2 separate regions of the Homo sapiens genome follow, and region 1 is linked to region 2. The links are chromatin loops, found by intact Hi-C in ENCODE. Cell type or tissue: ascending aorta. All regions are shown on one strand. Links, peaks and the distances in the headings refer to the core of each region. The heading gives the core; the rest is flanking DNA.

Region 1 (13,144 bases), core at 1,409-9,408, 61 kb before region 2:
ATTATTCACAACCAAAAACAGACAGTCTGGAAATAGCCGGGATGACTTCATTTAGACAGAATTACCCAAATCTGTTTCTAATATACACAGTACACATAATAAATTTTTACAATATGACAAGGAAAACAAACTTAATAAAAGTTCCCGATCTTTTGTTACACAAGCATGCTATATCCATGCTATGTTTATAATAGTTTGCTCATGATATCACAGCTCAGTAACAAAGGCCCAAGCAATACAAAAACAGTTACTAGGCATGACATCAGCTCACAACTACCGTAATTACATCGGTACACAAATTTCCCAAACTGTACATTTTCCAAACTGCTTCTCAATTTCAACGGCTGCCTTTAGACAATTACTTGCAGAGCTGTCTGCAGGCTTTGAGTAATACCCGTCTTTCTTCTCTTTCCCAAGCGTCATTTCCCTTTAGAAAGTGCATATTTCAATTATAAGCACTATTTTTCAAATATGCCCATCAACATATGTCCAAATTAGGAGACGGTGTGGTCTGGTGGTTAGCGAGGAGCATTAAGCATCAGCAACTCTGATTCCATTCCTTTTGCTTTCCCTGTTTGCGGGGCCCAGGTGGTAGCTCAGGGAGAGGCAGTAGAGTGTAATGGATGAAAGCATAGACTCTTGAGCCAGATTGTGTGGGCTAGAATCCCAGCTCTGCCACTTATCAGCTGTATGGCCTTGGACAAGTTAACTTCTCTATGCTCCACTTTCCTCCCCTGTAAAATGGGAATAATAATAGAACTTACCCCATATGGTTGTTGTACAGTAGTTGGCTCCTAGAAAGTACTATATAGTATTTACTATTTAATATGATAACTATTATCTTTCTGGGACTCAGTTTCCTGTTTGAAAACCTGGCTTAAATTAACCTGACTTAGGGTAAACTGTTTAATTTTTCTAATGTCAGGGTAGGGGGTTGCAGCCTGGTCACATTATCTCAAGATAGTGAAGTTCAATGAGTAAAGTTTGAATGAATGAATGCATGCATGTATGAATGAATGAATGAAAATATAGGTCCTGAAAATAACCCATAGTTACAGAAGTGAAAAATACTATATTGTGGAACTTGAGCTTCATCCTATTTTCTCTAATTGCTTATTTTCATGTTCCTGCAATGAATGTTGATAAACATCTCTGACCCAATAGAAATAATAAGTGTAGGGAAAACAGATATTGCCTTGTGATTTTAGAAGTGTATTTCTCTAAGCACCAAACTTTTCGAGCTCATCCTATATGCACAACCTCTGTCTCACCGTGTTGTGTGGTCAGCTGGCTTTCCTGACCGGGCAGGGTGCCAGGGGAGTGCGACTACCTCCATTGTCACTTCTGGTCCATGGTATTGCACCAAATGCTGTTATTCTAGGCTCCAGGAAATTTTCTAACCACTGGACAGGGTCCAATGCTGTGTGCTAATGAGTTTCAGATTGGAGGACCTCACTGTGCATGTGTCAGAAAAGTGCCACGGTTTATAGCAAGGTGGGGGGAGGGAAGAAAAGACACACCAAAAGAAAAAACAGTAGTTAAAAAATGCTGGCTACTCAAATTGACAGGGAACGTGACCTCTGCACTTCAGCAGAAATTCTTGCAGACTTACAAAATAAAGGAGTTTGCTTTTATCGCACACTGTGAGACTCATATGGAAAAATGGAAAACACTACATCACTTGACCTCAGCGTGCCCCCTTTCAACCACAGACGAATATTGTGTACAAAAATTCTAAATCAACTTAAGATGTTCCCCCCCCAAAAAAAGAGAGAGGCTTTAATTTTCTACATTAGACTTGATGATCACTATTTTGGTTCTGAGATTTTGCTCAGAAGATTCACACAGGAAAAAGACTCAAAATTCCAGGAAGAGTATTTTACCACTTTGGGGATAATGATGTAGTGGTCTCTATTGGCGGGGCGCATCATCGTCTATACTCCCATTGCACTGGAGAATACTGAGCAAGCCTGACTCGCCCAGGCCTGAAAGTCACTCAAGACTAAAATCATGATTATTTGCTTACATTAACAGAACACTAAAACCAATTTTAAACAACTTAAGGAAACTCGAGCCATCTTTGCTGGGTGATTCACTGCCATGGGAAACCAAGAAGCTCTTTTCTCCCTTCAAGGCAACCAATAGGCTTGATAGCAAGACCTCATTGTGGGATCACAGCCTATCCAAGAAGAAGCCGCCCTTCTGCTGCTGTTGCTGCTGCTTTTATTTTTTTCGTTAAGAAGAATCACTTCTTAGGAGTGTCTAACAGAACTTTTGAGTAATGAGATTACATTTCAGTTTTTTTTCTTTTGCCACACTTAGTCCTGGGGACTTTAAAAATCCAATTCTTTCACATCCTCTAACTGTCATCAACATTTTTTCAGATGGTGTCAATAAAATTGATTGCTTGCAGTTCTGAATTCTGTTCTGCATATGGAAACAATATAATTTATTTTAAAGAATTTTCAATAGGGATGGAAGGAGAAATGGAACCTCAGGAAACCCATCCACAACATTTGGGGAGGGGTGGGAGGGAGCAAATCCAAAGCAAAGTAAACATCCTGAACATTACCGGACGCTGGAAACTTTGACAAAACGTCCTGATATATAAACCCTAAACCTGACTGTTGTGCTGACTGATACATCTTTCTGTCAGATATGAATGATGTTTCTGGAGCATTAATATGTTCATTAAATTCTAACTCCCTATACTTAAAATATTCTCTACTTTGGCTCAGAGGCATCTTGACAGCTTTGTTGTAATCATATATGTGAGGCCCCCAGTCTACACAGTTGTAGAGATGCCTCATACCTACAACCAATCTGTTGCTTTTACAAGTTCAATCTAGTTATTAAGCAGCTGATTGTGGAACCACGTTGCTTCGACATCTTCAACTCAGCTGTATATCACAGAAACCACTATGGGTGGTGACAGAGTCCCATGATGCCTAGCAACTGTACATGCCCCTAACTCCTTAATCCGTGATACTACAAAATATGGCTTGCGTTTTCTTTTTTTTTCCCCCTCTTTCCCTGAAGCACAAGTGGACGACCAGCAAGGGTCCGACAGTGTTATTCCTAATTACCTTTTTTTTCACTCTTGATCCTGTGGCTCTCATAATTAGTTACCTGGGGCTGCAATCCAATTTGAAGTGATGACAAGAAAGTGATCCATGAAAAAGTAATAAGTTAAATCCAATTTCAGCCTTCCTCTAATTAAATGCACATGGAACTAATGACTCCAACCCTAGCATTTTAGTGATAATGGTAATTAGCGAGGTGGGAGTCACTCTCTTTTTCAACACTGGAGGTGTAAACCACAAGGTAAAATGGCAGGAGCACTCTTAATTACATGTGTCATTTTGTCAGCAATTTACACATTTTTGACCAGTCAAGTATGTTTTTCCCCTGTCCCTCTCCACCTCCTAGCCCCAACAATGATTATAATAAACTAGTCCATGTTCCAAACGCATGGACGCTCATAAGAGCACTTCAGACTTGAAAATAAGAAATAACTTTGCTTTGCTGTTGTTGATCACCTTTCTGTCCCCACCACACACACAGACACACACAGAGACACACACGCACAGGCACACACACAGACAAATAAAGATATACTTAGGGTAATTATGCAGATCTGAGTCCTCTTAATTGAAATCCAGATATTTATAGTGGAACTGATTTTTGTTGGTTTCAGCTGTCTTTTTTTTGCTTATAATATGGAAAATAGCGTAATTTACTTATTTATGGAAAATATGACACTCAGTAGGTGCTGAGTAAACACACATAAAAAGAGAGGCAATAATTAACCTCTTGACGGCACACTGGTTATCTGTGGTTCTAAAAAACCTGGCTTCCCATCCTGGTGCTGTTACTACCTTTGTGCTGTGTAGCAAGTCAGTTAATCTCTCTGTTTCCATCTTCCTCATCCATTAAATGATTTAAGGACACTGCCTATACTACAGAGTAGCTAAGGAGCTGGCCCACGTTCAGCACTGACTAAACATTCATTATCTATCACACTTTGCATGTGGTGGCAAAGACATGATTACATATAAAATATTAGCATCACATTTGCATTGTAATTCTTAGATACATTTAAACTAGTGATCATATAATTAAAGTCCAAACTGAGTTCCTTATTTTTTGTTTCTTTTTGAGACAGAGTCTCGCTGTCGCCCAGGCTGGAGTGCAGTGGCGTGATCTCGGCTCACTGCAACCTCCGCCTTCCAGGTTCAAGCGATTCTCCTGCCTCAGCCTCCCGAGTAGCTGGGACTACAGGTGCGTGCCACCACGCCCAGCTAATTTTTGCAAGATGGGGTTTCACCTTGTTGGCCAGGCTGGTCTTGAACACCTGACCTTGTGATCCGCTCGCCTTGGCTTCTCAAAGTGCTGGGGTTATAGGCGTGAGCCATTGCACCCGGCCACTTTTTTTTTTTTTTAATCGAAATAGAGTCTTGCTATGTTACCCAGACTGGCCTCAAACTCCTGAGCTCAAGAGATCCTCTGGCCTCAGCCTTCTTAGTAGCTGAGATATGGTGCACACCACTGCAGTTGCACCTGGTTCAAATAGGGATTTTTTTTTTTTTTTTTTGAGCTAGGATCTTGCTCTGTTTCCCAGGCTGGAATGCGGTGGCACCATCATGGCTCATTGTAGCCTCTACCTCCTGGGCTCATTCAATCCTGCCACCTCAGCCATCAGAGTAGCTGGGACTACAGGCACCGGGCCCGGCTAATATTTTTGTATTATTCACAGAGATGGGGTTTTGCCATGTTGCCCAGGCTGGTCTCTAACTCCTGGACTTAAGTGATCTGCCTGCCTCAGCCTCTCAAAATGCTGGGATTACAGGTGTGAGCCACTGTACCTGGGGATACCTTCAAGAGTGGGAATTATGAATAAACAAAACCAATCAATAGCCATGGAGTGGGCTGTCCTGGGCAGACTGGGACACAGGGCCACCTATGCACAGCTGAAGTTGAAATAACAAAAACGAACGAACTCATTATATTACAACTTGCACCAAAATTTTGGAGGCAAGGACAAAACAGACTATCAAAGAAAAACAAAATCTTAAAGCAGGAGTATCAGCCTGGACCCCAAGGTGAACTTCTTGAAGTTCATGAAATCCCTAAAACTGGATGTGACATTCTGTGTTCATGTGCGTTTTTCTGGGAGGAGGGGTCACTGTTTCTATCATATTTGTAATGGTGCATGTAATCAGAAAGGCTTAAGAACTATTTCTAAAATATTTCTGTTTTATTATTTCTTATCGAGACTTATTTTTAGGGTTTTGGGATTCTCAAAAGTCATGTGATAACAGTAACATCTTAAAGATATCAAAATTTCAATGCTTTGTATCAATTTAAAATGCTAGGGGTGCCAATTCTAGACTATGTTAACTCTAGACATTAAAAAAAAAAGTTTGCTTCTCTCTCCTAAATTATCCTCCTTACTAATCAGTGCATAGGGCTATTTCTTAAGGGTCAGTACTTCAAAACCATTCCATTTCACTATCAACAACATAAAGTTGTAGTTTCCTTTACAGGTTTCCTCTTGCCAATTTCTTCTTTAGTGAATAACGTGGAAATGATATGAGCTACTAAGATTATATGCGGCATTAATGCAAAGCAAAATGCTGCCTAAAGCATGTTTTATATAACTGCAAATAAAAATGCTAAAAAAACACCTGCTGAATCTTGTATTTTAACCTCCTCCACTTAAAGCAAGAATCCACATGATCACCCTGAGCTTCCAAGTGGACTAAAGGGCCGGCCTTCTAAGTGGGTTTCACTTTCCCTGCAGTGAAATGGCCTTCTGAGTAAGGGGCTCACACATGACATCACCTTGGAAGGAAGGGCATGGGCAGGAAGGAAAACTATCAGATGACTGGCTTCAGGTTCAAATTCTTTATAGAGGGCCTGAAGCTGGTGAGCTTTCCACTGTAAGCAACACACAAAGTTTACTTTCTTTCCTAACTTTAATGCTGCCAGAATACACATGTACTCTTACTTTCTTAGGAGAAAATGTGTCATTTGATTTCCTTCCAGTTTATGTACTCGTGCCAACAACTAAAATGCTTAAAGAACCAAGATGAATTACTACCCAGAAACGGTGGTCAAAGTTCCAAAATTTGATCAATAAAATTGCTCATCGACTCACAAATTAATCTTCAGCCAGTAAAGTTACGCATTTTCGAGGTTATGAGTACACCTGCACTGTTAAGCATTTATTTCACTTGTTTAAGCAATCTTCAGAAGTATATAAATATTTATAGAAGAAAGCCTATGCTGGGCACAGTGGCTCATGCCTGTAATCCTAACACTTTGGGAGGTCGAGGCAGGTGGATCACCTGAGGTCAGGAATTCAAGACCAGCCTGGTCAACATGGTGAAACCAAGTCTCTACTAAAATTACAAAAATTATCTGGGCGTGGTGGTGCATGCCTGTAGTCCCAACTACTTGGGAGGCTAAGCAGGAGAATCGCTTGAACCTGGAAGACGGAGGTTGCAGTGAGCCGAGATCGCTCCACTGCACTCCAGCCTGGATGAAAGAGCAAGACTCCATCTCAAAAAAAAAGAGCCTACTATTTTTACTCATCTGTAATTTTCGTTTTGCAGCAAAATCTTGTTAATTTGTTTACAACTCATAAGCCTCCTGAAGGCAGGGTGTGTATCTTCAACAGTTCTGTATCCCATGAACACCAGCACCATGCCCAGCCTGCTTTGGAAATGTTCACCAACTTGCACTTAATTAATTCAGATCATTCTGATTCTGAATTTATGATGGGGCCAATTTTCAATTTTCATTTGTATCATTCATAAAAAAATTTGCGAAGCAAATGAACAGACTAAGTAAAAAGATAATTTTGGTTACTAAGTAGAATATTTCTCAAGAACTTCAGAAGCAATATCTATACCCGATTAATGCCTTCATTAATAAACCACATCACCCAAGAATGTGACCAGCTCAGATTTGGTTCAGTATGTGGATCTGCAAAGAGTGCCATTTCTCTCTTATTTACTCTCATCTCCCTGAAATTAGACCAAATTGGTGATGTTTGACTATATTTTATGATCTCTATCGAGTAACCACTTATAGCCTCCTCTAACTTTCCATTTTCTTTTGTTTGTATCATCAGCCTGTGAAACCAGAGAGCGCTGCCAAACATAAAGCAGGGAAGTGTGAGATATGCTTAAAATATGAGTCACAGTATATTTGGGGATTTGGGGGTTTTTTTTTTTCCCTCAAGCTATCAGCAGATCAAATCCTTCTTCCCTGTCAAGCCTTCCTCTATGCAGAAGATCTGAAATTTGCTAAAATCGGTCTCTCAGTGTAGTTATGAAGGGTGAGAAGATCAGAGATGAGCACTGTTAAGATTTGCTGTAGGATTTCCCTTTCATTTCAGAGCCACTCCGGCGGAGACGCCTCAGCAAGGATGCAGTATGGCAAGATATATTTAAATATGAAGGTTATTCCTTCTGTGAATCACCAGTCTATATGCATATTTTTATAATGAGGTAATATACCATGTGACCTAGGATAGTAATTTCTCCTCTGTTTGTGGAAGGCCAGCCAACCTAATAAAGCTTACTGAATGTGCATGACCCTATCAGGCAGCTGAGGGGTCCTTCAGCAATCGTCTGTGATACACACACACACACACCAGTCCACCAACCTTTTAGATTTATTTCCCCCGGCCAAATCTTAAAGCTGGTCTAAATTCTCTGCTTGTCAATTCCTCTACTTGGGGGGTAGGGGAAAAACTCAAGACATCTTCTTTACCAAAACCAGCGTTCAAGATTACCCCTTCTCCCCCTACTTTTTATACAGACTGAAGTGCTCAGCAGAATGTGTGAGGTTGGTTTTGACACTGTCCTTGCCAAGAAAAACGGAGCCCTCTATATCATCCACTTCTGCATGGTGGCTAAAAACCCTGTAACAGGCAAGAAGAAAAAGAGCCCTCAAAAGGAAATCCCCTGAAACTTTACTTCTTATATTTAGCCCTCAAGGAACTTCGTTCATCTTGGAAAAGAAGTTACCTAAAAATGCCATATGTTTTTAAAAAGCAAGTATGAGGGAAAATAATTCTACCATAAAAAAAATCACAAATGATATTCAATACTGAAGAGCAGTGTGATCAGACAGATTGTGTATGTGTGTGTTTTTTTATTATCTCTAACCAAAGCTCTACTATGTGTAAGATTTCCCCCCCAATAATATATTTTCATTTTCCCAATGCACTTGAGGCCTGATGAATTCAAGAGGACTCGGGGTATTTTTAAGGCTGTAAGAGCTCCAAGAGGGAGGCAAAAAGAATGGACCATCATTTGAATCACTGAGTGACAGGCTGGGCTAGCTCCCTGTATACATTAATAAATTAGAATTTTAATTGTGTCTCTGTCCACAGGAGATGCCCCAGTACTTTAATATGTACCAACAATTGGCTATGTTATGGAATCTGCAATGTGGCCTCCGCTGCTGACCTCTGAAACACAATTCCCAGTCTGACTACGGAAACTGTTCAGTTTGATCCTTTCAACTTATTTGAATCCTGACAAATAAGCTCACAGCTGAAAGGTCAACATAGTCGTATTTCATCCTCCAGAGCTGTTCTTAAGACATCTGCACAACAAAGCACTTCTTATAGCACCTGACATGGGCCCTCAATGGCACTGTACCTCATTAAAAATGTCCCCTGCATGCGCACGCATTCCAAGGCACATGGTCTGGTGATGGTTTACCAAATAAGTGTTTACAGAAGGGTTAGTAAACAAGGCAGATTGTCAACTTTTCCAATAAAGCGTCACTATAGTGCTGAACTCTCTCTGGAAAGTGACAGTTTCCCAAGTACATGTAGAAGAACTAGAACTTGTTGGTCAAGGTCAGTTTGATCTTTGGGGATAATCTGGGAACAGGCTGTGGTTCACCCTGACCTGTGAAAAGTAAACACAAGCTAGAATTTAGGTTGACCTCATTATCCAATTAATTGGCACCAAGTTATATACCTATCAGCTACCGCTTATAGATTCTGTCCCCTCCTGTGACAAGGATGCCCACCTTCAGCTATGAAAGTAGTCTGAACCACTTAGGACCCGGGTGCCAAGTGCCCTCTCTTAAACGTGAGCATGAAGACCCTGATTCAAGTCTCTTTGAAACTTCTATTACAATTTTCTACTTTGAGTCAAAAACCCAAATTAGATTTTTTTTGTTGTTTTTTGAGATGGAGTTTCACTCTTGTCGCCCAGGCTGGAGCACAGTGGTGCGAGCTTGGCTCACTGCAACCTCCACCTCCCGGGTTCAAGCGATTCTCCTGCCTCAGCCTCCCTAGTAGCTGGGATTACAGGCACCCGCCACCAAGCTTGGCTAACTTTTGTATTTTTTGGTAGAGATGGAGTTTCACCAGGTTGGCCAGCCTCGTCTCGAACTCCTGACCTCAAGTGATCCGCCTGCCTCAGCTTCCCAAAGTGCTGGGATTACAGGCGTGAGCCACCATGCCTGGCCCCAAATTAGATTTTTATAAACTTACTCATTCTTCTACTCCATTAAGCCCTTGCCTTCAATGTGCCTGAAATCAGAAGTTGCTAGAACAACCATTTTTGTATCTTTACATAAAAATTTCTTGCCATTTAAAAATTATTGACCTAGAAACATTCTGAACATATCCACTGAAGAATTGGGTATATATTATAATCATTACAAGCCATAATGTTAAAAGTACCACATCCTCCTCAGGCCGAGTCATAGTTCTTGATGCTATTGACATTCTGGGATGAATCACGGTGTGTCGTGTCCTGTGCATTGCAGGATGTTTGGCAACATCCCTGGCCTGTACTTACTGGATGCCAGCAACACCTCTGCCCTGCTAGTTGTGGCAACGAAAAACGTCTCTAGACATTGCCCATTGTCTCCTGGTGGTGGGTGGGGGGGTGGGGGGGTCGCCAAAATCTTCCCAATTGAGGATGACTACACTAAAGTAAGGTGTGTGTCTGTGTGTGTTTATGCCATTTCTAGACCCAACATAAGAGAATGTGGTGACAATTCTGAGTACTATGAACTTTTCTCATTGGTAACCTACACTGCCTATTAGCAACTCAACACTTACAACTCCTTATCCTTCTATTATATTCACTAATCAGCAGATCTTACTCCTGACAATAAAACTTTTGGTCAAATACACATTTTCCCCAAAATGTTACAACTTGCTGGTAAACCAAAAATGCACTTTCCACAGAAGATTTTCTTACATGATTTGCAATGCTCAACACAATCCACTCCTGAACTGCTTGTCACTTATCCCAAAGGGTATAATGTCAATTTAAAAAGAAAAAGAATTGTTACCTGAAGAGCTGGTTGTTTGTCATTCCTCTTGGGAGATTTTAATCCACTAACTTGCTGCTGCTGTTGCTGCTGAAGAAGGAGCTGTCTTGCCACCTGAAGTGCCTGGAAGGAAAAACAAGAAAATCCTTTGCGTTACTACACAGGTTCAGGGGACTCTTCATAAAAAAGGATTCCAGGAAGTGCGCTTTGGGACTGGGTCCTGACTTTCCTATTTCCTGGCAAATGAAACAGCAAATGAAACTTCCCACCAGTCTTAGTTGGAAAACTTTCCAGAATTTGTTTACGTTCCCTTTGACTCGGCCAGTTTCATCCACGGTTCCACAGGCATCTAAGCAGACATTTTATTCCTACTAAAGATCTGACATGAAATTTAAGACCATGAGTGATTGAGACTCTGAACAAAGATGACAGAGAGACCAGGAGGGACCCAAGCAAAGACGAAAACTTGGGAGACACTACAGGGCCCTTTTCAGGGTCACCTTCACCCTCCCCAAATTCTTCTTGGGGAAATGTAGCGACTCAAGTTGAAAGTAATACTTTCACCCCATCTGAGTCCAAATAAAGAAAAAGAACTAAGTGGTGGACCACAAAAAAAAATATACTATGGATTAGGCTACGTAGAAAGGAAGATTAAACAGATGAGACATACCTAGGATGACCTTGATAGAAATCAGAGAGGAAAATTTGGCAAATCTGATCTCTAGTCATCTTAAAGAGGCACATTATGTATCTGTGAACAAAACTGGTTACGTTTATTATAAATGACCCTTTCAAGCTTACAATATGGGATGGTTTCTCCTTAAAGGTAGACATTGGGGAGGTAGTATGAATTGGAGATAAAGCAGGAAGAAAACAGAAGAGTCCTCTAAAATGTTTAACATATGACTGACAAATCTTTTTAAAAGTTCAAGCAGGCTGGGCGTTGTGGCTCACGCCTGTAATCCCAGCACCTTGGGAGACCGAGGTCAGGAGTTCGAGAACAGCCTGGCCAACATGGTGAAACCCTGTCTCTACTAAAAATACAAAAATTAGCTGGGTGTGGTGGCAGATGCCTATAATCCCAGCTTCTTGGGAGGCTGAGGCAGGAGAATCGCTTGCACCTGGGAGGCAGAGGTTAGGGTAAGTCGAGATCGCACCACTGTGCTTCAGCCTGGGTAACAGAATAAGCTTCCATCTCAAAATAAAATAAAATAAAATAAAATAAAATAAAATAAAATAAAATAAAAGGTCAAGTAAAAAAAGAAAAAAACAATGTCATCAATAAACCGCCATGAAGACATTCACTGCCAAAGAATTAAGAACAGGAATACTGGCTAGCCACACACCTTTCCAAAGATGGCACTAGGACCAGCAACAGAAAACTGAAGTTTGAGGATATCATGCTAGAAAGTCATATGAAAAGTTGGGTTACTTGAGTCAATGCAGCTGAGAACCAAGAATGTACACATGGCAGAGATGTCAAGAATGCTCATTAAACGATGTGCTTAGAGTTTAGACACAAAATGAGACTTCTTATTATATCAATAATAATTTCTATATGGTAACCAAATTATTTGCGCATCAAAGAAGAGGCACACATAGATGTCATCAATACATCAAAAGGACCTGAAGCTATAGCCTTAGAAAGTTAGCATAATGGACTTATGACGGTAGTGTGTTCCTTAAAAAGGAACAGGTGCTTCATTTACATAAGAAAACAACATGGATATTTACAAGAAAAGTTACAGGGACAATAGTGGAATGGAAGAGAGGTAAGGGGGCCTGCGTGTCCCTGTGCCTGGAACTCAGAAGAAAGAGAGAACAGAGTGGTCTAGAGGATTAATGTTCATGAGCAGACACGTAAAAACGTGGAGTGTGCAAGAGCAGTGCTTCTCCTAAAAGGACACGCTCACTGAACTGTGCTCATAACTAGAGTTGTAACAAATAATACTTTTAAGACACTGCGTAAGGTTGAGTGGCGCCTTTGTGTTTAAGAGGTGCAAAGGAAAGCTAAGAAACACAAGCACCGATAGATGAGTGACAAAGAAAAGACCATGGGAAAGTGGAACCCTGCTATCCCACCTGCCTACTGCATCCACCCCCGTGTCCCAGGGAGGCCTTCTGCCTACTGAACTCACCACGACCAGCCCTTCAGATGTAATGCACAGGCTAGTTCATCTGTGAAGGGAGAGACAGATTCGACAAGGCCTGCCTGGAAGAGCCTCGAGAAAAGGGGCTGTCTGAGTGGGGCATCTGGAAGCCAAGACGCCTGGGAGAGTTGCCTGAGACTCTAGCCTGCTGTCTCAGGGAGGATTCACCATCACTGGACTCCGGGTTTCCTTGTCTCCTTGGAGACGCTCAGTACATGCGTAGGTGTAAAAGTGGGCAGAGTGAAGATTTCATTTATATCATATAAGAAAAATAGTCCCCTTTGCAAGGTGCCTGCAGGAGCAAAAGCCTCTTCTCCTACTATATATGTTCCCTTAGCTATTGCACATGAAGGTTTTATGGCTTTTTAATGTAGAAAGGGAACTGTTATATATTTTAAGTGCTATCATCAGAGTTCTCAGAGTAATAGACTGATCAGCAAAGAAGGGTTTGGTTGCTAGTTGGAAAGGCAGAGAGAGGGACTATAGATGACAGTGCAGAGAAAAATATGGTGGGGAAGAGGAGAAAGGTTACACACATTTAAGGCTAAAATAAAGCAAGCAAAGAAAAACAAAGTAATGAAGACTCTATATAACTTACCACATTCCACCAAATACTGGGAGAATGGGCACTCAATTATTATTATTATTATTATTTTATTTATTTATTTATTTATTTA
Region 2 (16,004 bases), core at 4,534-12,533:
AGGTAAGAGGGAGCTGGTCAGGTACTGGGAAAACTTTGGCCACTGGGTTGTTTATCTGTGGTCCTGAAAAGTGATCCTGAAGAGCAAATGCTGATAATCTTGTGAAAATCAAGTGATAAACCACTGTTGGCGTTAAGTGAAAACAGATATTTCCACTTGAGTTCCAGAGAATTCTAAAACCCTACTACCCCAAATGGTAGCAACTAGCCACATGTGGCTATTTAAATTAATTAATTACAATTAAATAAGAATAAAGAAGTCAGTTCCTCAGTTGCACTCACATTTCAGGTGCTCCATAGCTACATTGGCTAGTGGTTACCTCATGGGACTGCACAGATAAATCAACAATTCCATGACCAATGCACAGCATTTTATTGGGCATCTGTTCTAGAATACTGAAGGCTGAGACTTGAAAAATCAGCCAGATAATTAATACAAATGTAGAAACGAAGGCCTCCACAGAGAATGTTACTTGCTCAAATAGTTAATGATCATCTTTCCCCCAACCTCATACCAATGTAGATTGAACTACAGAAGCCTGAGAGAGGTCAGAAGTCACTGAGTCATGGGGGCCTTAGGAAAGACCAAAGACGGGAGTGACTGAACTTAAGGAATTTCCCAGGTACAAAGCATAGAGTATAAACATATTCTAGGAGTAAGATATAGCATAAGCAAAGAGAAGCACTAATCATTTTTGTGGGTTTCTGAGTCACACGTGCCTGACATTTTAGAAGGTCTAAGAAAATGTAGAATAAGAATGGGAGGATAAATTGAGGCTTGCTTTCCAAGGTTCCCGCTTCAGTTCCCTATTCCTTTGTAACAAACTATCCTAAAACGCAGAAGGCTTAAAATAACAATTTGTTTTTTCTCAAAATTCTGGGGATTGGCTGGGCTCAGCTAGGCGATTCTTTGGTTGGGGTAATTTATGCAGCTGCATTCAGCTGGTAGCTCATCTGGGCCTCCAAGATGTGGGTACTTCAGTTCTTCCTGTCTGTCTCTTTCTCTTTCTCATCCTCCCTCCTCTCTCTCCACGTGACCTCTCATCATTCAGCCATTTGGCCCAAGCTTCCTGACACAGCAGTGGCAAGCATGTTCCTACAGAACAAAGAGAAAGCCACCAGGCTTGGAACTGGCACAGTGTCACTTCCACTGCATTCTACTGCCCAAAGCAAGTGAAAAGCGCAGCTGCCCAGAGTAAATGTGAGAAGGCACTTAGACTCTACCTCTTGAAGAAAGGAATGGAAAAGAATGTGTGGCCACTTTTAATCCACCTGATTCCCTGCATGTCAAGCAAGAGAATTTAAGCTCAATTTCCTAAGAAACAGGGAGCAAGACAATGATGCCATCAGAGTTGTGCTTTACAGAGAATAACCAAATTTTGATGAGTGGGATGAACAAAAACAGTGGATACAGAGATCTGTTAAGTGGTTATAATTTTAGCATCACTTAACAACACATTCAGATGTCCTTAGAGGGAATGGGGAAGTCACAAGAACCACTACATAGATAAAAATCAACAGTGATGAGCACCTATAACTGAAGGCACTGGAGAGAAACTGAGCCAACATTCCACATCACAGCAACTAAAAGAAGGATGCATTATTCACCCAAAAGGGAAAAGCTCCCTTAGTATAGATAAGTTTCAGTTCTGGACCAATTGAGGAAAAATCCCTACCCGCAGTTTATGTGCAGAGTCAAAAAGAATAATGATAGCCACAGGCCAATCGAAGTAGACACCAAGCATACAGCCAGATGTACCTTAAGTGCTTTTTAACCTGGTTTCAATCATCACTTACAATTTTTTAAAATTCTGCTGAACAGGTAGCTCCTCTGAATTAGAAAGTTAAACAGCATTTACCATTAGCAAGCCATTATTTGGAGAGCTGAAACCATATACTAAATTACAGGGTATAAGAGATGCTTAGCTAACTGAAACCTGGCCAAAATACTAGGACAAATGCAACTAAATACTAGCCCAGAATTCTGATTAACCACTGCTTCCCACAGCCTTTGTTCATACATCTCTACTGATATAAGCATTGTCCATATGATCCTTTTAGAAGTTTTATTCTGACTGAAGGGGGAGCCAGTACCATTAAGACATCCAATGTTAAGATGGTTAAGACTTTTTGAATAACTGCCCATTCCAATCCAATATCTATTGGGTTCCTACTATTTGTCAAGCACCAAGGATATAGCAGAGAACGTCATAAACAAGGTCCCCACCTTATTGGAACTTACATTCAGTGGCAAAAGTCAAACTGATAGAGACAGGAGGCACAGAAACTTAGACAGGGGCAGGTGTCTGGTGAAGCCCCACCCATTGTTACTTGCCAACATGTGGAAAAAGAACCCAAAAAGCTTCCTTTGGAACATAGTACCCCTTTATCCACATATGTTAATTAATCAAAGCCCACAGATTAATGAGGTAGGAGACCTTGTCTACTGATAGTCTAGCTACTGGGTACTTGAGTTGAAGGCTGATCTCTTCATTTTTATTTTTTACATTTGATAAAATCTTCCCGGTAGCATTTATTATTCCAGTTACGGCTGTCATCATTTTTCCAAGTACCATCATATGTCTTTCCCCATTAGAAGATGTATCAATGCAACAGAAAGAAACTGAAAAAAGCAAGCTGGTGTTCCATCTAAAATGTGTTTTCTGTAATTATATGCACAAACAAATACAAACTAGAAAGAAAACGGACTTTGAGTTAGAGAACTTTGACGGTAACTAGGATTGGTTTCAACCAAAACGATGCACGTGAATAACAGTTAAATTAGTGGATCTGCTTCCCAAATCTTTTTTTCCAGGCACATCCAGGGTATGTCTTTAACAGTCCTGATACTTCAATGAAAAATTGAGGTGCCAATGATTTATAGGTGAAATTAATGTTAAATACTTCAAAGGAGTGGACAAATAAGTCAGCAGCAAAAATTTTATGAGTTCACTTCCTTCAAGGGAACTTAGAGAGCGGGATTTTATTGCTGTGAATTCTGGTCACCCTTTCTACCCCTCAGCATCTGTTTGAAATATGTAGTAGACAATTGCTTTTTTGGCTGTGACTCAGGTGGTGGAAACACAGGACAAACAGACTACTGTATATAAGCTTTCCTCCAGCACTGAAAAATTTTATTAACTCTCTTGCATAGCAAACGTGGCGGCTGCTCAGTGCCCAATCTCTGCAGCATTATCAAGGAATTTGGCTAATTATGAATCGTGCTGGCCAAGCAAGAGGTGACCATGTTGAAACTTGTCAACTCGATATTTTCTCACATTTCAGAACAAGCAGGGAAACAACAACAACAACAAAACCTTATATTCTGTTTAGTTCATCATTCCTATGTGTAAAATTCCAAGTTAAATATTACATGTGAGCTTGCTACATAAATATGTCAGTCTTGCCACCGAGGCCAGCCAAAACAAACAGTTTCAAGCAGTCCCACAGTTTAGAGCGGTAGAGTTTTCATAGAAGCCATGCACTTGCCCCCTTTTAATCAGTTTTTTAAATTTTTCTCCCATGACAATAGAAAAGTTAGAAAGTAGTCCACAGAGAGTGTGGAGAAAGGGCTTGCTCTCCTTCACAATGGCGACTGTGAGAAGATCAAGGGCTGAATGTCTGCCTGGCAGAACATGAGTCTGTCTGTAAAATTCTGCACAGACGAAAGCTCAATCCCATGCCATCAGTCCAATCCCCAAATAAAGAAACAGAGTTGGTTCCAAAGTAATGAGTAGCCTATATAATCAGATGGTTTCTCTTCCATGTTAGGGCTAGAAATAAACATGGATGCTACCTACAACTTAGACTGCTGTACTTATTTATTTATTTTTATTTTTTATTTTTTTTTGAAACAGAGTCTTGCTCAGTCGCCCAGGCTGGAGTGCAGTGGCGCAATCTCGGCTCACTGCAAGCTCCGCCTCCCGGGTTCATGCCATTCTCCTGCCTCAGCCTCCGGAGTAGCTGGGACTACAGGCGCCCGCCACCACGCCCGGAGAATTTTTTGTATTTTTAGTGGAGACAGGTTTTCACCATGTTAGCCAGGATGGTCTCGATCTCCTGACCTCGTGATCTGCCCGCCTCGGCCTCGCAAAGTGCTGGGATTATAGGCGTGAGGCACAGCGCCCGGTCCCGACTGCTCTATTTAAAGTAATGAAAGCACAGTTGGCTCCAAAGGAGAAAACACATTGCTAGAAACAGTGAATGGAATTTGAACAGAAACTTCCCAATATTAATTCCCAGAGACTAATACATTTTTATAGAAAGTCTATTCACAAAAGGGGAAAGATTATTTTCACCAAAATCTTGTAGCTAATCTCTTCACGTGTACACATTTTTTAGAGACCTGTTTTATGTTTTCTTATAATAAATCTATTGACCATTTTTTCAATGAATAAAGCTTACTTTCTCCCTTCATTCGGAAACTAAGAAATGTTTTATCATACAACCAACAGCAAACTTTCTTTGAACTTCAAATCCAATGTCCCCCCTCTTCCTACATTCCAGCGCATTATACTTGAAATTATTTGCCTCCAAAGTTATAAAGAAAAAAGAGAGTAGTTAAGATGACCAGAGTTACAACTGTTATTTTCTTCCTTAAACCAATTTACATAGCCCTTAAACAAATTTACATAGCCTTTTTCCTAGCTATCCCAAAATGTAGATTCTTCAAGGAATATTTCAGGCATTTAAACGGAAAGTGAACTCCCATGAATTTTGGCAAAAATAATGGAAACAAGGACTGAAACAAAAATATCCAATAAAACACTTTCTCTTTCCTGAAAGGGATGGAAAGGAAATAAAACACACCCTGAAAAGAAGATGATTTTATAAAACGTTACTAGGAATAGCTTTTACCAAATTGAAAGCTATTTTTTTGTAAAAAAAAAAAAAAAAAAAATCAAAACCTGTTTCCCAGAATGACTTCTCTAAAATCATCAGCAGCTCACGAATGTTTTTGTGTTTAATGAACGTTTACCTCATTTAAGCTTTCTTTATATTCAAAAAATTAAGGAGACCAATTCTGCCAAAAGGCATTTTTAATCATTTCGAATAAAAAACAAGTCAGTCACAAAGGACTAACCAGACATTTCAAAAGTGGTAATAATTTTTTCTTAGGTGTGAGAGCTGGTTTCGCTATATAAAAATTTCTATTGAAATGTTTGTTTTAACTAATGTATACCTTCCTTCCATGGGAGAAATTTCTTCGAAGACAGAAGTTTCTTGTCTTAATGGCTGGTTCTAAACCCCACCTTGCCTTGCCTTAAATTTGCCATGTGGTCCATGGAGGCAAACTAGGAGGGGGACAGGTGTCGATTTAAGCCAAACAAAACAAAAAAAGAAAAAATATGGCCAGAATGGTCTAGACATCACCCACCCAGAGGCATCCGAGACAACCAGAATGCCACATGGCATGCCACGAACCACTTGGAGGTCTGTGCAAAATTCATAGGTGAGGCAGGCAACAGGCTCCATCAGCCACCAGTCCAGGTTGTAGAATGAGAAGCAACGTGATCATCAAGTAACTGTGTTGCTGGTGGTAACAGAAGCACCACGTTTGAGCAACTGAACTCAATCTTTCACTTTGTATGAAGACAGAAGGCTAAACATTCTCACTGGATTGCTTGACATTAAGAAAACAAGTTCCCCAAAAGAATGACTCCAGGTTAAAACATTAGCCAAATTCTGGTGACCAATAATATCTTGGGAAGTAACAATCACTCTGAGAAACACTTAAGAAGACAGCCCAATACTTAGCGCCTCCTTGGCCCACTTGCCATTTTCTGTGTAGTATGTGCAGGGAGTCTTCCAGGAAAATGGGGGCACAGACACAGGAAGAAAAGGCAGCCCTTGCCTTCAAGGAGCTTACAGTCTTATGAGAGGAAAAGACAAGTACATGAGAGGAACACAAGCAAGTGGGGGGTGACAAGAGCCGCTAGCGTGACCATCACAGAGCCATGAATCATTAATGACACCTGGAAACCTGTTACGGCCCCCATCTTCCAAAGATTCACGCAGTTCCATTCTTTAAACTTTTCTTGAACTTTCTGTGTAATTAAACACCAAATTTGGCAACCCATGCTAATTTTGAAAGGCACTCCCTGGGAATTTAGTAAAAAGTTTAAACAACTTGTTTACATGTGTTTGGCCCATCTGTTTAAACTTCTTGTTTATTTTAATAGGAGCAACTCTTGGGTGCAAGCTCCTTTTGTGCTTGAGACCACTACTGGCCTCTTCTCCAGCTCTGTTTCCCTAATCTGCATTCTAAATCTCTTCTGTAAACAAAACTTGAATAACAACTTTTTATGATAAATGCTGAACACCTCCAAGATGACTGCTGCAAAATAAACTACTTTTACAACCAGAAAGCATTCTAAACACACAGAAAATACTTTTTTAATGCTGTCCTTTTCTTAAAAAAACAAAAAGCAAAAACAAAAACACACACAAAGAATTTTATTTTCTCTGTGTGTGTGTCTACATATATATGTTCTTGACGATCCTTCTGAATTGTGTGCATTCCCATCATGCTCCAGTGTTTTTCCAGCCCCGTAATGCCCTCACTTTTGATTGTGGAGATGATGTTGAAGTGCACAGGGTATTTACTGATCCGGTTATCTTGTTCTGTGACAGGCAGAATCAATCAATCAAGAGGCCAGCTTTGCACTTACATATTCCAGGCACATCTCCGCACTTCAGGATACGAGATCACAGTGTTATCCAGCCAAATTTGATCAACAAATGCAGTTCCCCTGTGCCACAGCAATCTCAGATGAAGATGTTATTATGTGGAACTGAGCAAAGTGATAAAGACAGTACAGCAGAGCCTGGAGAAGCCCGGCTGGACCGCACTGACAGCTTTTATATACGAAGGCGGTGATGTCCCTTTCTTTCAGATTATAAAAGTTCCCTTGATTTGAAGAAAATCACTCTGGACATATACAGGTGACCCCCAACCATTGCGTTTCCCCATCTATAACTAAAATCCTCAAGGAAGAAGCAACATACATTAGTATAACATTGCAGGCAAAATCCTTTAATAACAGGGCAGTATTTAAAGCGTAAGAGAGCACGTGTGAATTTTCAGAGAGCTTTTCTGATAGTTTCTTGTTGATGTTGTTATTATTATTGATTATTATTATTTGGTGAAAGCTAATGTCGGAAAGATGAAAAACATGGTTTTAGAACTTAATCAGTTACAAATAATTTTATTTATATCAAATCTCTGACACTGTGTGTCAGTGTCAATATTTTAAGTGGATCCCAAGAAAGTCTTAAGAGGATGTCTTACTGCACCAATAGCTTTCACTTCATTACTGCCCTGCAGTTATTTTACATTATTTAATCCCAAATCCCATCTTTTGGATTCTACCTTCCTCTTGCATTTTAAATCTTTAATGGGAGCCTCTGGCGGTCCATGGGTACAATGATTAGATACCTGCAGAGAGAAACTGAAAAATTAATCGTGGTTTCCATTTTATATTTTTGTATTACACTAAAAATTACTTACTTGTAGAGCTAACTTCTACACTCCTGCAATATGTTCCTTAACATTGCAAATGCTGAGAATGATTTCAGATAAAGCATGTCCAAACTGAGCCAGTAAACAGCCTTAAGTTATTCTTTGAGATTTGTATGCTGGGTTTTCATCCAAATTTCATTTCAAATAATTTTAATTAAGACGCATTTATTGATAGAGGTTTGTTACATGTGGCCTAAAACCAGGGCAAGAGTACCCCAGGCTAATCATAGGAATGACGTTAAAATTGTTTATTATCCTTTTATGAATTTTCCTGCTTAAATTACCGAATTTCGCAACTCTATGCAAAATGTGAAACACTGTAACCACATACAGTTTATTATAGAAACTGATGTATGCATTAATCTGACCTTTACCTAAATACCTCCTTAACCACAAGGAATGAGTTTAAAAGAAAAAAAAAACAAAACAAAGTCAGCTATCACATCATGAGTACCATCAAACTGCTAAATCTATTAACTTTGTTTTCTTTTTTCACTATTATTAAACTGGAAAGAAAAATTCAACTGGAAAATTGTGCCTTGTCGGTTCCCTTGTCATCATGTAATAAGTATGAGAAATATATGTGCAATGGCCAAATGGCCGGTAGACAAAACACCCACTCTAAGTGACGTACTGTTTTCCATACCACTCAGACAAAATCAAAACAACAGAACTGCTGCAAACAAAAACAAAATAACATTTCCCATCAGCATTCCAGACAGAAAATTTACAGGAAAAGAAGCTGGGAAAAGAACCAGAATGAAATAACTGCTCATACCTCCACTCTTGGTAGAGCCATTTCTTCAGACAAACAGCACTTACTTGAACAGTGAAATGTTTAACAATTGATAAAATGTTTGCCAGTGCTGGAAAACTTTTTTCCCCCGTTTTTAGGCAAACATTTGCACTGTTTAAAGTGATGAAGTACTTCTATAGAACCAAGGGGCCTAGATTTTTCTTTTTTTAAACAGGGGAAACTTAAGATAAGGAAAGAGACAGGTTATAGATGGGTACAGAGGTAACTTTGCGATTTAATTACTTCTCCTTTCACAGAGAAATAGAGAAGAGTTTCTCAGTGCTGCTGAGCCCGCATGGGAGGAGAGCGTAAAACTCACTTGAAAAAGTGAAGATGAGCTCTTTTTACAGCTGAGTCACATTTATGTAACTTGATTAAGGTGCCAGCATCCTGGAAGTTACTGGATCAGGGTTAAGCATAGATACCTGCTCATAAACTGAGGTGGTGCCGTGACTATCAACAGCTGTATTTGACTATTTCATCGAGTCAGTTTACAGTGTCTCCATCACAGTGGACGCCTGTCAGCTGCACTCTTGCTAACACAATTCCTGTGTTTTGCCTGGCAGTAAATGGACGCCTCTGCCCTAGCGTCTTCTAAACAACTCCGTTAACATTTGCCCCCGAGCGTCTCTCTCTTTGTCCAGTCCCTGTCTTCTAACAGATGTCATCCAAGCCTAATCAAGCATAAAATGGTCATAAATATTTCTTTCTGGTAGATTTCACATTCACATTTCATGCAGGGACATGATATTTTTCTGCTACCTCCAGGGAGAGCCTAATGCAAAAACCAGTTACTTACATTCTAGCCTCATGTTCCTTTAGTAAAATGCAGAGCATGTTCTCAGTTCAAAGACATAAAAAGGTGTAAGACTTTATCTTCTGGCTTTTGTTTAACTGCACCTTTTATCTTTCCTTCCTCCCCCACCGCCCCCCGCAAATGTATCTTCATCTTATAGTTTATCCTGATGCATTAGAAATGTTCTTTTGTGCCTGAGAAAATATAAAACAGGGTCTAAAATGAGCCCATGTCTACCATATTTCAGTTACTTTAGGTTTTCAACATTAGGCTCCTTAATTACTGGCTAAAAAATTACTGGCAAAAAAAAAAAAAAAAGATTTTTTGCTCAGATATGTAATTCAAATAACAAGCTATTTAAAGAGTAGATAAGAAGAAGGCTCTTCTATTTTGGTTCATTTTACGCACAATTTTGCAACCTCCATCATATTTAGTTAAAACGATGGGATGAATCGAATGTACAAATTTAAGTTTCATGCCAATTAGCATTGAAAAAAGAAAAGATAATCACGAGATAGGCCCCATTTCCAATACTTAAACTTTGATCAAGCAGGGGGAGCTACTCCAGATAATTAATCAGCCTGCTTAATGAGAGGAGAACTGGTAATCAGCACAATCGTATTTATCTTCAGCAAACTTAGTAAATAATGAGTCTTAATCTAAAATAAAACTGTCCTAATAATACTTTCAAGGCCATATGTCTGTGTTTCTCTTTCCTATCCCTTTTGTCAAAACAAAAATCTTATATTGCTATTTAAAGTGAACTGCAAAACACTTAGCGGTATATATCACAACAATGACGCTCCCCCCACGCCCTCACTCCGTTGAGCCTAATATTTGATTACTGCTAGTCAAATCAAGCTTTCAGGCAAATAATCTCCATTTTTAAAGTTAATGAGATATGGTCATGTCGACAACAGCTTGCAGAAACTTTTAATTTTAATTCCTGCAGGCTGTGCTGGCCTCTTTTACAGCAACTACTGTATGAATGAGTCAAATTTGCCAACATGGCTTATGTAGACAAGTGCACACTAATTAAAAATACCCACTGGTATCATAATTTAAATACCATGAAAATAAACTGTGAAAGTCGCTCGGATCCAGTCTTCATGGTTTCCTTGGAGTGTGCTTCTTTTGACTATAGGATGTTTTATTGCTCGCGTATTCTTAGCTGAAAACCATTTTGCATCTTTGAGGAATTTGGGATTTTGATGTAATTATACAATTTGTGTTAATATTTGTTTCGCATAAGCTGTTAAGCAGGCCTCCCAGAACGACCACTAATTGAGAAAACCATATTGCTGAGGCATGCGGCAAATTTATACTCTTGATTCAGCGTCCATCTACAACTTCCTTCCATGGGGCCGTCTCTTTCCTCTCTGAGCTCCAGCCACAATGAATTCAAAATAAAAACACAGTTGTTTTAGTCCGTCTTTCTTTTCTTCTTTTTGTTTGAGTTTTCACTCTTTATAATATCTGTACTTTAACTGGTCTTCTTCCAAACCAGGAAGGCGGGCATGATTCTTCACCTAAAACTAACTGCAAAATGCTGCTATAACTTCTTTTCAGCCATCCATCCATCCAGCCTTCCATCCATTCATACAAATACACACTCACTTTTTTTTTTTTTTAATTTAAATAATTTTTTGGCTAGGGAATTTCTGAGTCTGCCTTTGCTGGGATAAAAGTACATTTTATACAGGGTAAAAAGTTGGCATCGTGAGGGTTAAAGCTATTTGAGGGGTTAAATATGCAATTACCGCTCACTAAAACCAGAGAGACATATAGATAAATAGAAGAAATGAAGTCCCCAGGTTCCCTTCAGAAGCCTCCATCACATTACTACCAGACAGAAACTCTTTAAGTACCATTTTCAGATGTTAAATCATTGTTCGCGCTGCACATATTTTCGCTATTCCTGGGGGAACAATATCTGAAGAGAGCGTGCTAACAAATGCAATCCCGTAAACAGGCATTTTTCCTCTTGTTGTTAGTACCTTTGTATTCCCGCTCCCGGCTCTGTCATCCATGGCTTCTCTCTGCTTTGAAGTTAAAGTACTGAATGAGCAGTGTCATCTATTATCCAGAGTGTGCATGTAGATTATAAATAAGAAATAAAAGTGACTTTCAGTACACTGCTTTTGCATTAGCAAGTTGCCTCCTCTCTTACCTCCTCTGTCCTTCATACTTGCAACCAACAATCTATTAGCAACCTGAATTTCAGGGTTTCTTTCAGAGGGAGACACAGACTGGAAAATGTGTATGTAACAACGTGAAAAGTTGTATTGACACACAGGGCTGGGGTCTGGGCCAGGCCTCTGCATTCACCTTTTCTATCTTTAACCCTATCTTACAGATGTCCTTCAGGACGTGTGTCTGGTGATGGGACCGGCTCTTCATTTACATTTTTCTGTTGACAAACAGAGTCCATGAATATTAATTATTCTGAAGTTTATTTGCAGAAAAGGCACTTTCTAATCCTTATCAATTATTTATTAAAAATCTCCCCCACCTAATAATCTCATTAACATTATTATACTAAGGCCAACAGCAAATATTCCTTTGATAAGTAACAACCCAACCTGCTATCCTTCCTGCCAAATCTCATGTAGCCTCCTTTGCTTAATCATGGATATCGTGGCTTTTGTTTTCTGGAAGCTCGAGGGTAGTCCTCCATTACTTTTTTTTTAATACAAGAAAATTCACAAACAGTGCCTTTTGTTATAAAATGAAAAGTTTCTGATACATTACACTAAAGGAAAAGAACAAAAATCTTGGAAAAATAGAATATGCCTGCTTTTTAATGCCCTGTTGGTTATGTGCAGAATTACTCAACAGAAATCCCAAGGAACTAAATCCCTGCAGTCCTACAACAACATGAAGGGTCTCGAGGGAATCCATCGGGTTTCAAAATATGTGAGAGTCTCAAAGAATGTAAAGCAAATGAAAATCGCATCCAATAATGGTGACACCTACATTTATGTAGTGTTTCATTGCTTACCAGGCATTTTGACCTATAACACTTCACTTGCTTCCTCTAATACTCCTCTGAGGTGTGCAGGGCAGTTATTATTAACCTTATTTTACAGATGAAAAAACTGAGGCTAAGCAACTGCCTAAGGTCACCAGGACAGAAGGCAGGAGGGCAGGGACTCCGAATCCTAGGTTTTCTCACCAAGAGTTTTGCATCCCACCTTGTTGATTGGTCCTGTGTTCAAAATGAGGATTTCCTTCTATCTTCCTTCCCTCTTCCTTCTGGATTCACTGTTGGTATTTTTACTTGTTGCTGGGAAATTTCGTTAGCTGCCTGGAATTCCATTTTTAAAGGGCTGCCCTGCCCACTGATTTGTGAGGTACCACCTTCCCCCAAAATTACTGAAGCGCCAATTGTCTCAAACTGAGTCTGATTTCTAGTTTACTCAGAAACTTAAGATAGGAGAAGCAACATACAGTTTCAGAGGCAAAAGTAAACTTAGAAATGAAGTCGTATCCAGAGGCTCAAAGAGTGAGTGACTTGCTTCAAATCACAGGGTAAGTTACAGCAGCAACACTCAGGCTGGCTGAAACCTCTATCAACATTCTCAGATTTTTCGCAAGAGCCCATGCATTTTGCAAACTTGAGAGATTGCTTTTTTTTCCCTATTGGTCCAGAGGTCACCTTTTTTCCCCCTCTACTGAAAGTTTCTCATCTATTGCCTAAGAAAATGAGTCAGTATCCCTAAAGATTTCTGAAAAATCATCATAGTTGGATAGGAATAATCAGCCAGTAAGATATTTCATGAGACTGTCTCAACCCCAGTCTCCATTCTCTTCTCCTCACCATCACTACCCAATCAGCCTGACTCTATTCACAAAATTTCTAGAATGGGAACTGCCTCAATTTAGAAAAAAAAGAAAAAATTCACACACACACACACACACACACACACACACACACACACTTTTTGCCTTAGTTCTTGCCCTGCATAAAAAGTCCTGCAAGCATAGGATAGCATGATCTTCTGATGCAACATATTAGCTGTCATACATTAGTAAAACCATACATTAGACATGGAGAAGCAGAAGGCCTAGGCCAAAGTTAAGATGCTACACATTCCAGTTAGAAATTCAGTGAAAGGCAACTTTAAAGTGAGGGTGGGGGTGTGGGTGACAATAGGCCAGTTCATGAAGACTATGAATATCTAGTAAGGAATTACCGAGGTTATCTCCTGCATGGCTGATAACAATTAGATGTGGAGATGAGGGCTGAAGTCATCTCACCAGGGATTGCTGGCATATTCTGGGAAGTCTAAGCCTCTTTCCAACAGCATTCAAGAAAACATGGGCTTGAAGTCATCAGGAAAACCACAATGAAGGAAGCTTTAAGGAATGGGAGTTGGGAAACCAACCATGGTGGGAAGGATGAAATGGGGAAGTTTTTGTTGTAATTGTTGTTGAAGAAGAAAGTGACAAAATAAAGTTACCAATCTTACAGTATCATGTGATTAGCAGGGGAACTTTACCACCCTCTACACAGAAAAAATACCCATCTATGCATGGTCTAGGAAGGGTTTTGCAAACTACTGCCCTAGTCCTCTGTTTTTGTAAGTAAAGTTTTACTAGAACACAGACAGATCCATTATTTATGTAAGATCTATAGCTGCTTTCATATGGAGTATTTGTGACAGAAAGAACAGCCTCCAAAGCCAAAAACAATTTTTTTACTACTTAAAAGAAAATTTAGAGTTTACAGATCCTTATTGTAGAAAGATTACTGTGGAGGGGGGAAAAACCCACTTCCCAATAACTGATAGTGAGAATTTAAGAGTAAGCTGGGTGCAGCGGCATGCACCTGTAGTCCCAGCTACTGGGGAGGGTGAGGCAGGAGATTTGCTTGAGCCCAGCTGCCTCTAAATAGCCACTGCACTCCAGCCTGGGCAACACGGCAAGATCCTGTCTCAAAAACAAACAAACAAACAAAGGAAACCAGGAAAACACAGACATACATGTACATAGTAATACACACATACCCTATGTATGAATTGTTGTTGTTAATAGTGTCAGTACCATAGAAATAAAATTCCTGATTTCATCCATCTTCACAGATCATGGAAGGGTCCACATCATACCCCACAAGACTGTTTCTGAATACATCAGGGGTATCCATGCAAAAGTTAATCAAAGGACAAAGCCTTTATTCTGTCTGAGCTTAGTTTCTTCATCCATAAAATGTGAGTCTGGATCATCTAAGGAATTTTAGAAATGCTATGACTCTACAGATAAGGAATAAGGAGCAAAGCGAATACACAATGTATGCACATGCATACACACACACACACACACACACACACACACACACACACACACCCCAATATACCCCAGGGTAGGAAGAGAAGGGTAGAAGAATCAAGGACACAGCAGATTGCAGGTATGACCAAGTTGGAGTACATAAATGTTTTTTTTTTTTTTTGAGATGGAGTCTCGCTCTTGTTGCCCAGACTGGAGAGCAGCGCCATGATCTCAGCTCACTGCAACCTCCGCCCCCGGGTTCAAGCCATTCTCCTGCCTCAGCCTCCCCAGTAGCTGGGATTACAAGCGCCTGCCACCACGCCTCGCTAATTTTTTGTGTTTTCAGTAGAGACGAGGTTTCACTATATTGGCCAGGCTGGTCTCGAACTCCTGACCTCGTGATCCATCCGCCTTGGCCTCCCAAAGTGCTGGGATTACAGGCTTGAGCCACCGCACCCGGCCTATTTTGGACTTTCAAAGTAGCTTGAGGGGCAAATATGTAAGCCACCCAGAAACATGCATGTACTTCATTTCTCATTCTGGGAATCAAAAGAGCTTGACTTACTTCTTTGGCCCATCAAGTGTGTCTCTTTTTTGCACTGACAACACGTATGTGGCCACGATGACACCTTCAAGGAATGGAGGCTCCCTGCCTCTCCAATAGCAGCCCCAAAACTGGGAGATTTTCAATTGATGACTTTTCTTCAAATAAGATTGCTTTTCAGCCTTTTCCACTGTTCTTTTCAAAAGCAGACCCATCAGCTTGTTTTTCAAAGGTGAGAGAGAGATAAAGACAGACTAAAAATGATCCTCTGTAGCCTAGTTAGTTGGGCTTTTGTGCTGATCCAGAATGGTGACCAACTAAGATGTTAGTGATTTCATGGTAAAGCAAGGACTCACGGACTCCGGGTAATCAGCTGACTTCATAAAATAAGCCAGGAAAGGTAAAGACTTTCCTAAACCGGAAACAAATATATGCTTTTGCTGCTAGGGAAATGTACATAGTTTGACTTGTAGGTTATGAATCTTTAAAACTCCTACCCTAAGTCCCATCATACCTCGTTTGTGAGTACTATCTTTTATTTATCGTGCTAAGCAATTGTTCTTTGTTGACTGGAGCAGTGTTCTATGTGAGCAAAGCAGGTGAGACACAGACACAGGAACACAAAATACCACTCAGGGAGCAAAGGACATTTTCTCAACAGAGCTAATCACTCTTGAAGCAAAATAATCCACTCTCCCCAGTTATTAAAATAACGAAAGTAACTGTGGCAACTTCAAAAGGACTAACTCATTAATCAGTGAAGCTGGGTGAATAATTTCCTCAAGAAACACAAGGTACCAGAAATATTTTATCCAAATACATTTTTGTTGGTCAGAATAGGGTTCAAGCCTGTTACATAATCCTAAGAAAACACAGAAGGTATTTCCCTCATCCTGTCAGTGTGTGACAGCTGTTTGGGGCACCTGGAGAAAGTCTACAGTTTAAGTCTTCGGGTTCCATGTTCCCAAACACAAGGGCAATAAAGGGGACCATGTCAAACTCAAAATAGCTGCTTTTCAGTTGTCTATAAAATACCAGTTGCAACCACCACTACTTACTTGCAATTTATTATGTGCAGC

What was found. Hi-C counts contacts between places; a loop is a spot of excess contacts. Peaks named below come from ENCODE experiments on the same cell type or tissue, not always from the same donor. Only the 100,000 strongest peaks of a DNase experiment are listed, where the experiment ranks them.
Region 1: it touches region 2 in a loop (5-fold over the local background); 4 of 110 quality-filtered maps call a loop at or near these places.

Annotation. Positions count from the first base shown.
Region 1 is chr3:71,102,198-71,115,341 of GRCh38, forward strand. FOXP1 (forkhead box P1) reads right to left here. Exons shown (of 21, transcript NM_001349338.3): 7 at 10,339-10,440. Among named protein-coding and RNA genes, the nearest start is that of FOXP1-AS1, 180 kb to the right of the region's middle. RefSeq lists an enhancer at 2,208-3,705. In ascending aorta, for the core only: no CTCF peak of the experiment used is centred there; no DNase peak of the experiment used is centred there; H3K4me3 peaks cover 2,302 bases; H3K27ac peaks cover 7,680 bases.
Region 2 is chr3:71,160,369-71,176,372 of GRCh38, forward strand. The region is part of intron 6 of FOXP1 (forkhead box P1); the gene reads right to left. Among named protein-coding and RNA genes, the nearest start is that of FOXP1-AS1, 120 kb to the right of the region's middle. RefSeq lists a silencer at 5,359-5,508. In ascending aorta, for the core only: no CTCF peak of the experiment used is centred there; no DNase peak of the experiment used is centred there; H3K4me3 peaks cover 2,981 bases; H3K27ac peaks cover 7,611 bases.